2 separate regions of the Homo sapiens genome follow, and region 2 is linked to region 1. Evidence: chromatin loops called from intact Hi-C (ENCODE). Cell type or tissue: CD4-positive, alpha-beta T cell. All regions are shown on one strand. Each heading gives the region's core, and the rest is flanking DNA. Links, peaks and the distances in the headings are about the cores only.

Region 1 (5,944 bases), core at 534-5,533:
AAATATAAACAAAAGGACAGTTTGAAACTGATTACAATGTGCTATTTTTTATATCAATCAACCATATACACATGTATTTATTAAAAAAAGCCATATTAATATCTTTTTAAAAAGTCATTGCATTAAAAATCTAAGGTCTTATTTATATGTGATTGATTCTTAAGTATAGAATCTCTCCTCCAGTTCGTATTTGACTGTGTTGAATATTTCTTAAAAGTAGAGACAACAAAGAGGCAGTTTGATTCATGCATTTACTTCTTTCGTTTATTGAAACTTCAACCACCTATCTCCTAAAATGGAATAAACTGGTTTAAAAAGATAAGGTGGCTGAGTGCAGTGGTTCACGTCTGTCATCCCAACTGCTTAGGAGTATAAAAAGTAAAGTAGAGGTTCCTCTTCAAAGACTTTCCTTCCCGTCTAATTAGGAATAAATAGTAACTTCTCTTAGAAGCAAAATTTATTCAAAGACCTGTGCTAACATTCTTAAATATCTGCTAGCTGTAATAAATAAATCAATATACTTTATGTTTTTAGCTCCCACAATTTAGCCTAAATATTTGCCCTGGCATGCTTATACTGGTCCAAGCAGCATTAGGTCACAGCCTGTTCCTCTTCCTTATTTAAAAGTGTTTTTACCTTTCTTAGCATTCCACAAGTTACTTCCTCCTTCCTTTGTTACCCTCTACCTTTACGTCTTTTAAAAAGTTCTAAGTTACTAGCCAATCGGGACAAATACAGAATGGGAGGTCCCATTCCAGCCATTGGAACTGGACACAGCAGTAGGGTGGACACGTCAGGTTATAAATGACCCTGTCTCCTTTGTTCGGTGTACTCTCATGGCAAAACTGCTGGCGAGTGTATCCTCTCTGCAGGAAGTAAAAATGGCCTTACTAAATAAATTAAATTTGCGTTCAAGTGCTATTTCTTTATAGCACTGAAAAACAAACATTTCAAACAGGAGACTGAGGCAGGAGAATCGCTTGAGGCCAGGAGTTCCAGATTAACGTGGACAACATAGCCAGACCTCATCTCTAAAAAAATTTAAAAATAAGCTGAGCACAGTGGCATGCCCTGTAGTCTTAGCTACTCAGGAGGACCACTTGCAGCCAGTAGTTCAAGATCAGCCTGGGCAACATGGCAAAATCCTGTCTCTATAAAAAAATACAAAAATTAGTCGGGCATGGTGGTGCACTCTTGTAGTCCCAGCTGCTGTGGAGGCTGAGGTGGGAAGATCAACTGAGTCCAGGAGGCAGAGGTTGCAGTGAGCTGAGATCCCATCACTGCACTCTAGGAGTGACAGAAGGGGACCCTGTCTCAAAAATAAAGAAATAAAATAAATAAATAATAATAATCAGCCAAGTGTGGTGGTGCAGTCCTGCAGTCCCAGTTACCTGGAAGGTGGGGGCAGGAGGATCACTTGAACCCCAGGAGTTTGAGGCCATGCTAAGCCATGATCGTACTATTGCATTCCAGTCTGAACAACAGAGCAAGACCTCATCTCTAAATATAAATAAATAAAACTTAAAGGAAGGTAAGTATTAATAGAAGCATAGTTAATTCACTGATGTTTACTCACATGAGAAACCCATAAATGTCTAGAAAATAAGACATTTTAACAGAGAAAGGGAAGCAATTCAATGCATTAGTTTGTAATTCAAAAATTTTGCAATTTACAGTAGGAAAGAATTTTGAAAAAACACTTTTACCAACATAAGGCTTGATTAACTAAAGATAATTTTGGTTAGAACATAGTCTCAGCAGTGAAATGAGCAGAAAGAGGCTCAAGGGAAATATGTAAGTGATTAGAAGATCCAGAGAAATGCATATCATTCTTCTTGTGGCTTTTAGGGTTTTAAGTTTAGATATTGACTGGGTAACATAGTAAGACTTTATCTGTACAAAAAACTACAAAAATTAGCCTGGTGTAGCGGTGCACACCTGTAGTCCCAGCTACTCAGGAGGCTGAGGTTTAAGTTTAGATATTAAAAAGAAAAAATAAATCAGTTCTCAGATTATAACTGAAAATAAAAACTTTGTCTAGGTGACTCTAATACAGTGTGGTAGGAAAACAGTGGCTGGAAGAATAGGAATGTGCTTCCTTTCCCACAAGAGAAGGGTGAATACTACTAGAAAAGCCAGTCCACTGCAGAAAGTATGCCAAAGTGAAGGCGTCTAAAAGGAAATTTCCAGGTACGTCTGAGAAGTTATTTGCAAAGATATGGGCACCAGAGGAAATTACTTTAGGTACAAGCTCTTCCTAAGGTATGTCCTGGTGCTTCTGATATTGTCACACATCTCGCTGATACAAACTTGCAAGGAATGCAGAAACTTTATTTTGTTTTAAAATGTTTAAACAAAATATTTATCTGAATGGATACTATAAAAACAACTCAAATATCATTATCTGATTTACTAAGCAGATTTTTACTCAAAAAACTGTCAAAAATATATATCACTGGCTGAAAAATCTCGTTACTGTGTCTATTTTCCAAGTTAAAGAAAAATTCTGCCATGAAGTGAAAACAACACAAGCTCCATCTAGTGGTTAAACTGAGTAGGTGCGCTTTAAATTGAGACAGAATGAAATGAGGTGATGATCACTATCCAGTGGTGAAATTTAATAAAAACAGAGGAACTTGATGCTGCCATCCAGTGGCCAGAATGAGAAACTGCTGTAAGTGTTCACAGAATTATGCAATTTTAGATTAGAAGGAATTTTGAATCTTCATCCTGTCACTCATTTGATGCTGAAATCCTCTATAAGTTTTTGCCAAAATATCATAAACTACATGATTTTAGAAGGAGACATGAAAAAATTTCAAATCCTTGTTTGAATAGTTCTATGTAAAACTTCTATTAGAAATATATATGCACATTTACTTAAAATATATTTTACTTAAATATAGGTATACAAAATATACAATTACTTTATATATTTACATTATTTATGTAAATATTTATACATTTACATTATATATGAATTTTATACTATATAACCTATATATTTTTACTTGGCCACATTTAGTCTAACACTAAATAATAGTATCTAAGGAATCACAATTTCATTTTCTTGTTATGTATATTTATCATTTCAGGGTGAGACTAAATTTACCTAAATAAAAATATAAATTAATTTAAAGGAAAATATTGAGTCAGTGATAGTGGAGACTATAAATGGACATAATGGCATAGAAGTCCCAATTTAAAAAAATCATAAAACCACCCTACCTTATGAGACAACCTTATTTAATCTTTGGTTTACTCTGATTATTCTTTTTTCCTTCAAGTAAGTCTTTCCTAGCTTTGTCACATGGTACTTGGTCAGTTCATTCACCTACAATGAACTAGAAAAAGTACAGTCCCTAGTAATCACATCAGGCACACAATATTTTCTCAATAAATTTATGTTGAATGAGCGAATTTATGAAGAACTAAATATTGCATGCTTATTTGGTATAAAGAGAGGCCAAGAGAAGGTTAAATAACTTATTCATGTTTAAACAGATTCTAAGTGGAGTAAAAAACGTATCTCCCCAAAAGAGTTCCATTTAATATTTACTATGTGCCAACAATGTGCCAAGCATTGTGCTGGGGGCTGGTGACATGAATGAAGGGAGACCCTCACCACATCATCACTGTCCTAAAGGGGAATGCTGCCTTCTGTCCCTTGTTCATGCACAGTGCACATGTATCATCTTGCTGTGTAGCAGAGAAAGTACTATGAATTGTCACAAACAGATCAAGAAAAAACGCAAAGATGTGGGAAGGTTGAAACACACATCACTTACCTCTAAACTAGCATGCAAGGAACAGACCAACAAAATGGGAGGATTTGAAATTCGGAATCCACAGACCCCAGGGATTAACTGCAGTTCTGAGAAATTAATATCATGTCATTATCATAGAAGGTAACTTTAAAAGTGTCCATAAAGATACTAGAGTACTGGAGAGTAAAAGAGCAAGACTTAAACTTTTCTTCCTAAGTAGGATTTCTGAGATATTTAAGATAAGCTCCATGGAACTAAAATATCGACGTTATTTCCCGTTTACCAGCAGTTCCCACCTCCCTTGTCCCCAACTTCTTAGCAGAACACCAGAAATCTTAGACCCAAGGTAAAAATGACCTCTTCTGGAAGTTTTTCTGGATCTCATTCTCTGCCTTCCTATTCCCAAGCCAGGATTCCTTATTCTGCTCAACATTTGCTATTCTATTATGAAACCATGTCAATGAGAGAGAGCATCAGCTTTTAGTGGCATGTAATTGTAATGTCTCCCAAAGGCAGAAATATGAATGAAATGACCTATGAAGCTGACTTTTAGCTCTAGGATTGTTAGGTCAAGTGGTTTCTCTTACAGAACACACACAGACACACACACACACACACACACACACACACAATAGAGGGAGCTTTAAAAAAAAGATCTGCCTAAGTATATAAAAAAGGTAAATTAATAACAGATGCTCTACTAATTAGAATTAAGCAGATTGAACTGTAGCAAGTTAAATTCAATAGGGTTAAGATAGCTAGTCAGAGATAAGTTAACACTATGACTGACTAAAAGAATGTTAAAACTTGATGACTTTTTTATAGTTATCAAATCCAGGATTAAGCAAACTATGGTGATATGGTTTGGCTCTGAGTCCCCACCCAAATCTCATCTTGAATTGTAATCCCCATATGTCGAGGGTGGGACCTGATGGGAGGTGAATGGATCATGGGGGCAGTTTCCTGCATGCCGTTCTCATGATAGTGAAGGAGTTCTCACAAGATCTGATGGTTTTAAAAACAGCAGTTTTTTTTGTTTTGTTTTTTTTTTTTGTTTTTGTTTTTGAGATGGAGTCTCGCTCTGTTGCCCAGGCTGGAATGCAGTGGCGCGATCTTGGCTCACTGAAACCTCCGCCTCACGGGTTCACGCCATTCTCCTGCCTCAGCTTTCCGAGTAGCTGGGACTACGGGTGCCTGTCACCACGCCCAGCTAATTTTTTTGTATTTTTAGTAGAGATGGGGTTTCACAGTGTTAGCCAGGGTGGTCTCGATCTCCTGACCTCGTGATCCGCCCGCCTTGGCCTCCCAAAGTGCTGGGATTACAGGCGTGAGCCACCACGCCCGGCCAAAAACAGCAGTTTTTATGCACTCTCTCTCTTTCTCTCTCTCTCTCACCTCCCATCACCTCATATGTGCCTTGCTTTCCCTTTGCCTTCTGACATGATTGTAAGTTTCCTGAGACTTCCCCAGCCATGTGAAACTGTGAGTCAATTAAAATTCTTTCCTTTTCAAATTACTGAGTCTCAGGTGGTATCTTTATAGCAGTGTGAAAACAGACTAATATATGGCCATATGGCCTGTGGGCCAAATTTGACCCACTAGTTTTGTTTTTGTTTTTGAGACAGAGTATCACTCTGTTACCCAGGCCTGAGTGCAGTGGCTCAATCATGGCTCACTGCAGCCTTGACCTCCCCGGGCTCAGGTGATCTTCCCGCCTCAGGCTCCCAAGTAGCTGGGACTACAGATGCATACCACCACTCCTGGCTAATTTCTGTAGTTTTTATAGAGACAAGGTCTCACTATGTCACCCAGGCTGGTCTCAAACTCCTGTGATCAATTGATCCATCTGCCTTGCCTCCCAAAGTGCTGGGATTACAGGCGTGAGTCTTCGTGCCAGGCCCTGCTTTTTAAAATACAGTTTTATGAAAACATAGCCACAATCTTTCACTTATGTATCACCTATGGCTGCTTTACCACCACAATGACGGAATTGAGTATTTGCCACAGAGACTGTATAGCCTAGAAAGCTTAAAATATTTCCTATCTGGCCTTTCACAGAAAAAGTTTGCTACCCCTGATCAAATTCAATTCCTTTATTTCCAAATAAGAAAACCCATCTCAAAGAATTTAAATAACTGGTATAATAACAGATCTAATTATTTTAGCAGCCAAGGTAA
Region 2 (5,538 bases), core at 507-5,506, 230 kb before region 1:
TGTGATTCTAAGACTCTGGTATGATTCCGTGTAACCTGGCATCCTTCCTAGAAGTTAACTTTGTTAGGCAGCTATTTCTGTAAACAATCTGAGTAACAGAAAAGCTACATGACCAGATGAAATGGCACCACCTGCATGTTCTCTACAAGCCTCTATGGAGCTAGTGCTTGGTAATTAATTATTAGAAGCTGACACCAAGAACTGTGGTCTCATTATCTTTTTTCCAAGGTCCGTTAATACCGGTTGAACTTGACTTTCAAATATGTCACCATTTCTTGTAAAAATCAAACTACTGTATTTGTAGACATATTACTTGTATCAATTAGCTATTGCTCTGTAACAAACCGGCCCAATATTTAGTGGTTTAAAACTGCCACTGTTTGCAGACAATCAGGAATCTGGGCCTCACTCAGATATTCTCATAGGGTGATATGACCACAAGCCCGGGACTGTCATTACTAGATAAGTTAGTAGATTGGACAATAGGAGTATTTCTGAATGTCATTCATATACCAGGGTGGCTATTCATAACTACCAATGCCTGCAGCAGGTCCAGGCTGTCATGTGAGCTCCTTGACTCTTGGGAATATGATTCAGAAAATTTAGTGAGAAAGTGAAATATAATATTACTGTGGAGTGTGTGGTAGGTTATACTAACAGCCTCACAATGAAAGTCTTTAAGGTTCTGGAGGAAGGCCTTACCTTCCACAGCAAAAATATCCTTCCCATTTGAAAAGTAGCTTCTGGCCTATTGCTGGGTCAGAATAGAGAAGGAATATCTAATTATATGACATCAGACAACTCTATGGCTTCAGCTTCTCATGATGACCTGGGTATTTTTGAATTCACTGAATCATAGAGTGGACAACAATCCATGGATTGAAATGCTATATTCAGAATTTGGCCTAAACAGGTCTAGAGGGATTAAGAAAGTTCCATGAACAGATGGCTCAAATTCCCATTTTTCTTGTCACTGTTAACACTGGTGCCTCTCCCTGAGTTCACCCCTAGGGCTTCATGGAGATGCTTGAAGCCAGCTGATGAATGATGAAAAAAAACCTCAAGCCTGATTCATGGATGGGTTAGCTCAGTATGTTGGTGAGCACAAAAAAAAAAAAAAAAAAAAAAAAAAAAAAAAAAAAGACTGCAGCTTCACCGTAGACCCACCCAGTCATCTTATAGGACTGTGGTGAAGAGAAATCCTCCCACAGGACAGAGAGGCAAGCAGCCATCTTGAGAGGAGGGTAGCCTGAGGTTAGAATATAGACTGATTTCCAGGCAATGGAAGGTGACTTTTCCTGCTCTTTAGAGGCCTGGAAGGAGACAGTCTGAAAGATTAGAAACAAGAAGCCTGGGAAATGTTAGAAGATTCATAAGAATGTATCCAGAGCATGCAGATCCTTGTCTACATCTACCAGAGGGTAAGCCAATGTACCAGATGACTGGTCAGTTGAAGTTCTTTAGCCTCTCTTTAGTCACTTACAACATGCACAATAGGCCCATGAGTGGAGTGGCCATGTGGCAGAGATGGAGATGCTGCACACACTCAACATCATGGCTTTTTCTCCCCAAGGCTACCTACCACTGATTACATGATCTTCCAGCAGCAGAGGCAGATACTGACCCCTTCAGGACAAACCAGGTGTTTGACAGCAAACTGACAACATCAGACCCCTTCCATCCTTGGGGGAACAGTGATTCATTCTATGGGTTTGCTTTCTCTGATTATGGTGTCTCTGCCTGCCCTACCATTCCAGATCTTTAAGAATGCTGAATTAGCAATGTGGGGTGATTCATGATCTTGCCTGAAATCAAGGAAATGAGGGAAATGAAACACCAGGCACGTGATCTTAAGATCTGCCGTTCTTACTAAATGTCACATCACTTGGAAGAAATCAACCTGATCTAATAATGAAGTGGCCTCTTAAAGTGTCTGCTTAGGTAGTAGTTTGGAGACAGGATCCTGTTTTTTGGGGGTTCAATATTCCAAGTTGCAGTATATTCACTGAATCAATGCATGGCACACCATTGATACATGATGTTACATGACATGGTGTCTCCAGTAGGTGGAATATGTGGGTCTAAGGACCAAAAGGTAGGAGTAAGAGTAGCCCCCGTAGTAACCTATCTGCAGCATGTATGCTTCTGGGTTTTGCAACTTTGGCTCTGCTGAATTAGATATTCTTATTCTTGGGATACGGGAGAGTTCTGCTTCTAACAGGGATTAGTAAGTATCATGAACTCAAAGCTGTGACCACTGCATGGTAACTATGGATACTCATGATGTGTACAAGAGGGCAACTAAAATAGCTACTATATTCATGGGGATAGCTGACCCTAATTATAATGAGAAAGTAAGGTTGCATATGCACAGCAGCAGGAGGAAGAATGAATCTGGAAGTCAGATGATTCAGTGAGATGTCTTGTGGTACATCTAGGCCTGATGAGAGCAGTGAACTGTCAACTACAGTGAACAGGGCGTGACAAAGTAAAAAAAAAAAAAAAAAAAAAAAATCAAAGGTTCAGACCCCGCATATACAAAGGTCCGATTGACTCCTTCAGACAAACAAAACCGACTAAACTCCTCCTGGCTGAGGATGAGGAAAATCTAGAATGAGTGAAGGTGGTAGATGATAAATATCAAATATGGCCTCATACACAGTTGCAGTGGAGGAGTGGAGCTTTTTTATTTTTATTTTTTAAACAAAAACATTTTTATTAGCTCTTTTGTAGAGATTGAGGCCAGCCATCATTTTGAAGACATGGCAACAGATTAGATTTAACATGAGATAAGTAAATTTGAATATTGCAAGCGGTAAATTGCATCAGATGCTTCCTGTGCCCTGCTTCACATCCTCTTAGCTGTGTGGGTGTCACTACAGCTGCAGCTGGTGCAACAGTTCTGTGTGGACTTCAACTCCTTTGTACTGACTGCATCTTGCCTCAGCACGCGTTACACATCTTTTACTATCTGCTGTGGATATTTCCTGGTTCTACAGGGTAGGAAACCTGAAAGAGCCTTCTTGACACGCCCACCCATGAACAGCCTGAAACTCAAGATCTAAAGACATTATCCCCACCCAGAGGCAACCAGAAACCAAAGGCTCAGGAGCTAATGAACAAATGCTTCATCTTGTCTATCCTTGGGTGGAAAATTCTGGCAAGTTGTCCTAGCTACCCTATGACCAACTCAATAATGGGTTCTGCATTGGCTTTTCTTCCTTCTGTTTCACTCTTGCTAGTTCTTAATTTCTGCTTTCTTCAATCAAATAAACTGCTTGCACACAATTCCTAGTCTCAAATTTTTCTTTCAGGGGAACCTAGCCTAAGCCAGAAGGCAAATATGATGAAACTATTTGCTTAAAAAGATTTGAAACTAGATTCCTATGAACGAAAAGGGTCGGCCAGGCACCGTGGCTTAGGCCTGTAATCCCAGCACTATGGGAGGCCAAGGCTGGTAATCACCTGAGATCAGGAGTTCGAGACCAGCTTGGCCAACATGGTGAAACCCCGTCTCTACTAAAAATATTAAAAAAAAAAAAAATTAGCCGGGTGTGGTGGTGGGTTCCTGTAATACCAGCTACTCAGGAGACTGAGGCAGGAGAATTGCTTGAACTCAGGAGACGGAGGTTGCAGTGAACCAACACGGTGCCACTGTACTCCACTCAAGCCTGGGTGACAGAGTGAGACTCCGTCTCAAAAAAAAAAAAAAAAAAAAAAAAAAGGTCATTCCTCCAAGATACAGCTGTCACTGTCATAAAATTTAGCATAAACAAATACACCATCAAATGCCCCACTATAAAATGTAACATCCAGCAATTACATAGTAAAGGATTTAAGGTGACATCATTCATTACAGTATATGAATGATCCTCCTGACTAAATGGGAATTTAGTGTTAAGTAGCTGTAAAAGCTGCCAAAGAGCAAATGTTATTGAAACAAACATTAGCAACTTATGACTAAAACCTAGGGCATCCTGACCATAGCTACAAGGTTTACTATCTCTATTATGGAGCCATTAGAAACCACCACAGGGTTGTATCCAAGTCTATTAGGAGAATAATTTAGTTGAAATTTTATACTTACAGATGAAAGAGACAGGGATATAATCATTATCGATTTTACTTTCTTTGCAAGGTTTTATTGTTGTTGTTGTTCATATCCTTCCTAAATGTGAGTAGAATGGAGAACAGAGGAAGGATGGGGAATCGAGCCATCTTCCTAGAGAAGATGAGCAACATTCTTCCATAAGCCAAATTACATATTTTGAAGAAGGAATTATTTTTAGTGGTAGAAATAGCTAGTAACAAAGGGAATATCAAGTATGTATTCACAGATTGAAAATCTTACCCACAAATTTAAAAATAAAACCCAAAAGTCTTACTTTCAATATAGGCATTTCCACATTTTCTTGTAAAGGATAATATTAATTCAGTATATAATTCTCCAGATTTAGTGTAATGGTTCTTTGTTATCTGACTTTTACTAAATCAGAAGGCAGTTTAATGATACAGGGAAATATTCACTAGAAACTGAATATTAACTATTAAATATCATCCCTGAGAATTCAGAAGAAAACTTCAGCTTTCCTCCTGGGGCAATTTTAACTCATTATCTCCTATAATCTTCAAAGACTTGTGATCTATATAAATAGCCATTTAAAGGGTCAAGGTTTTCATTACATACCAAGGAGACTTTCTACGATTATTGGAAACTTAAAACCGTACTAAAATTACAGAGATATCCTAATTCTAATTGGTTCTTGTTAAGAATGAGTTAATACACTGATGCTTGAGAATCATCAAAATTTCTTAAATTTTAACTATTTTATTTTCAACAAAAAGTGCGATGTGAACTGAATAATATTTGTCATTTAACTTGAAAATTCATGAAGAAGGATTACGAGTTTCTGAGTCATTAACAATCCTCCCATTTTAATATAACAATTGAATAAATGGGAAGAAATTTATGAACCTCTGTACATTTTCTTTTTTGACATTCTAAATTATATTATTTCTAAAGTCAAATTCAGTGACTGATAACTTAAAAAAATTCATGCTTAGATCCAAATGAGGGATTAAAGCATCTCATGTATATTCTTATTTAAGCAAAATAGCATATCTTTAGATTCAATAAACCTTCTTAATATTTGGGTATATACTTATTTATTTGCCAACAGAAATGAATGTCGATAAAATTCATCAGTCAACAACAGCCAAGAGTAACTTCTTTAGATAAGCCATGTAAAATACACTTTCACATTCAGGACAAAAGATATCCAAGTATCTCATTTCCTCTCCCTGAATCCTCCATTCCACGACAAGACAGGGAGAAAGGACTGCCATCAGATGAATGACATGTAGGGCCAGAGGATGTCCACATTTATATTTTACCACTTAAAGCTCTTCTTTAAATACCTCCCGAGAGCACCCAGTCAAACCGAATCAGAGAAGCCAGTGTTGAAATGCCAAGTAGCCACCAGATGGCAGCAATGCTTTTATGAATAATGCAGCATTCTTTGCAGTCCATCTAAGATT

What was found. A loop is a pair of places that touch in the nucleus more often than their neighbours do. Peaks named below come from ENCODE experiments on the same cell type or tissue, not always from the same donor. Only the 100,000 strongest peaks of a DNase experiment are listed, where the experiment ranks them.
Region 2: a loop joins it to region 1, with 6 times the contacts of the local background. A loop is called at or near these places in 47 of 110 quality-filtered maps.

What each region holds. Positions count from the first base shown.
Region 1 is chr2:143,031,166-143,037,109 of GRCh38, reverse strand. It overlaps KYNU (kynureninase), which reads right to left. Exons shown (of 14, transcript NM_003937.3): 12 at 3,789-3,874. Among named protein-coding and RNA genes, the nearest start is that of ARHGAP15, 95 kb to the left of the region's middle. In CD4-positive, alpha-beta T cell, for the core only: CTCF peaks have their summits at 2,400 and 2,599 (motif pointing left); a DNase peak (open chromatin) is centred at 2,609.
Region 2 is chr2:143,259,512-143,265,049 of GRCh38, reverse strand. The region is part of intron 6 of ARHGAP15 (Rho GTPase activating protein 15); the gene reads right to left. Among named protein-coding and RNA genes, the nearest start is that of ARHGAP15, 130 kb to the right of the region's middle. In CD4-positive, alpha-beta T cell, for the core only: a CTCF peak has its summit at 5,481 (motif pointing right); DNase peaks (open chromatin) are centred at 1,729, 2,419, 2,899 and 5,469; H3K4me3 peaks cover 520 bases; H3K27ac peaks cover 4,025 bases.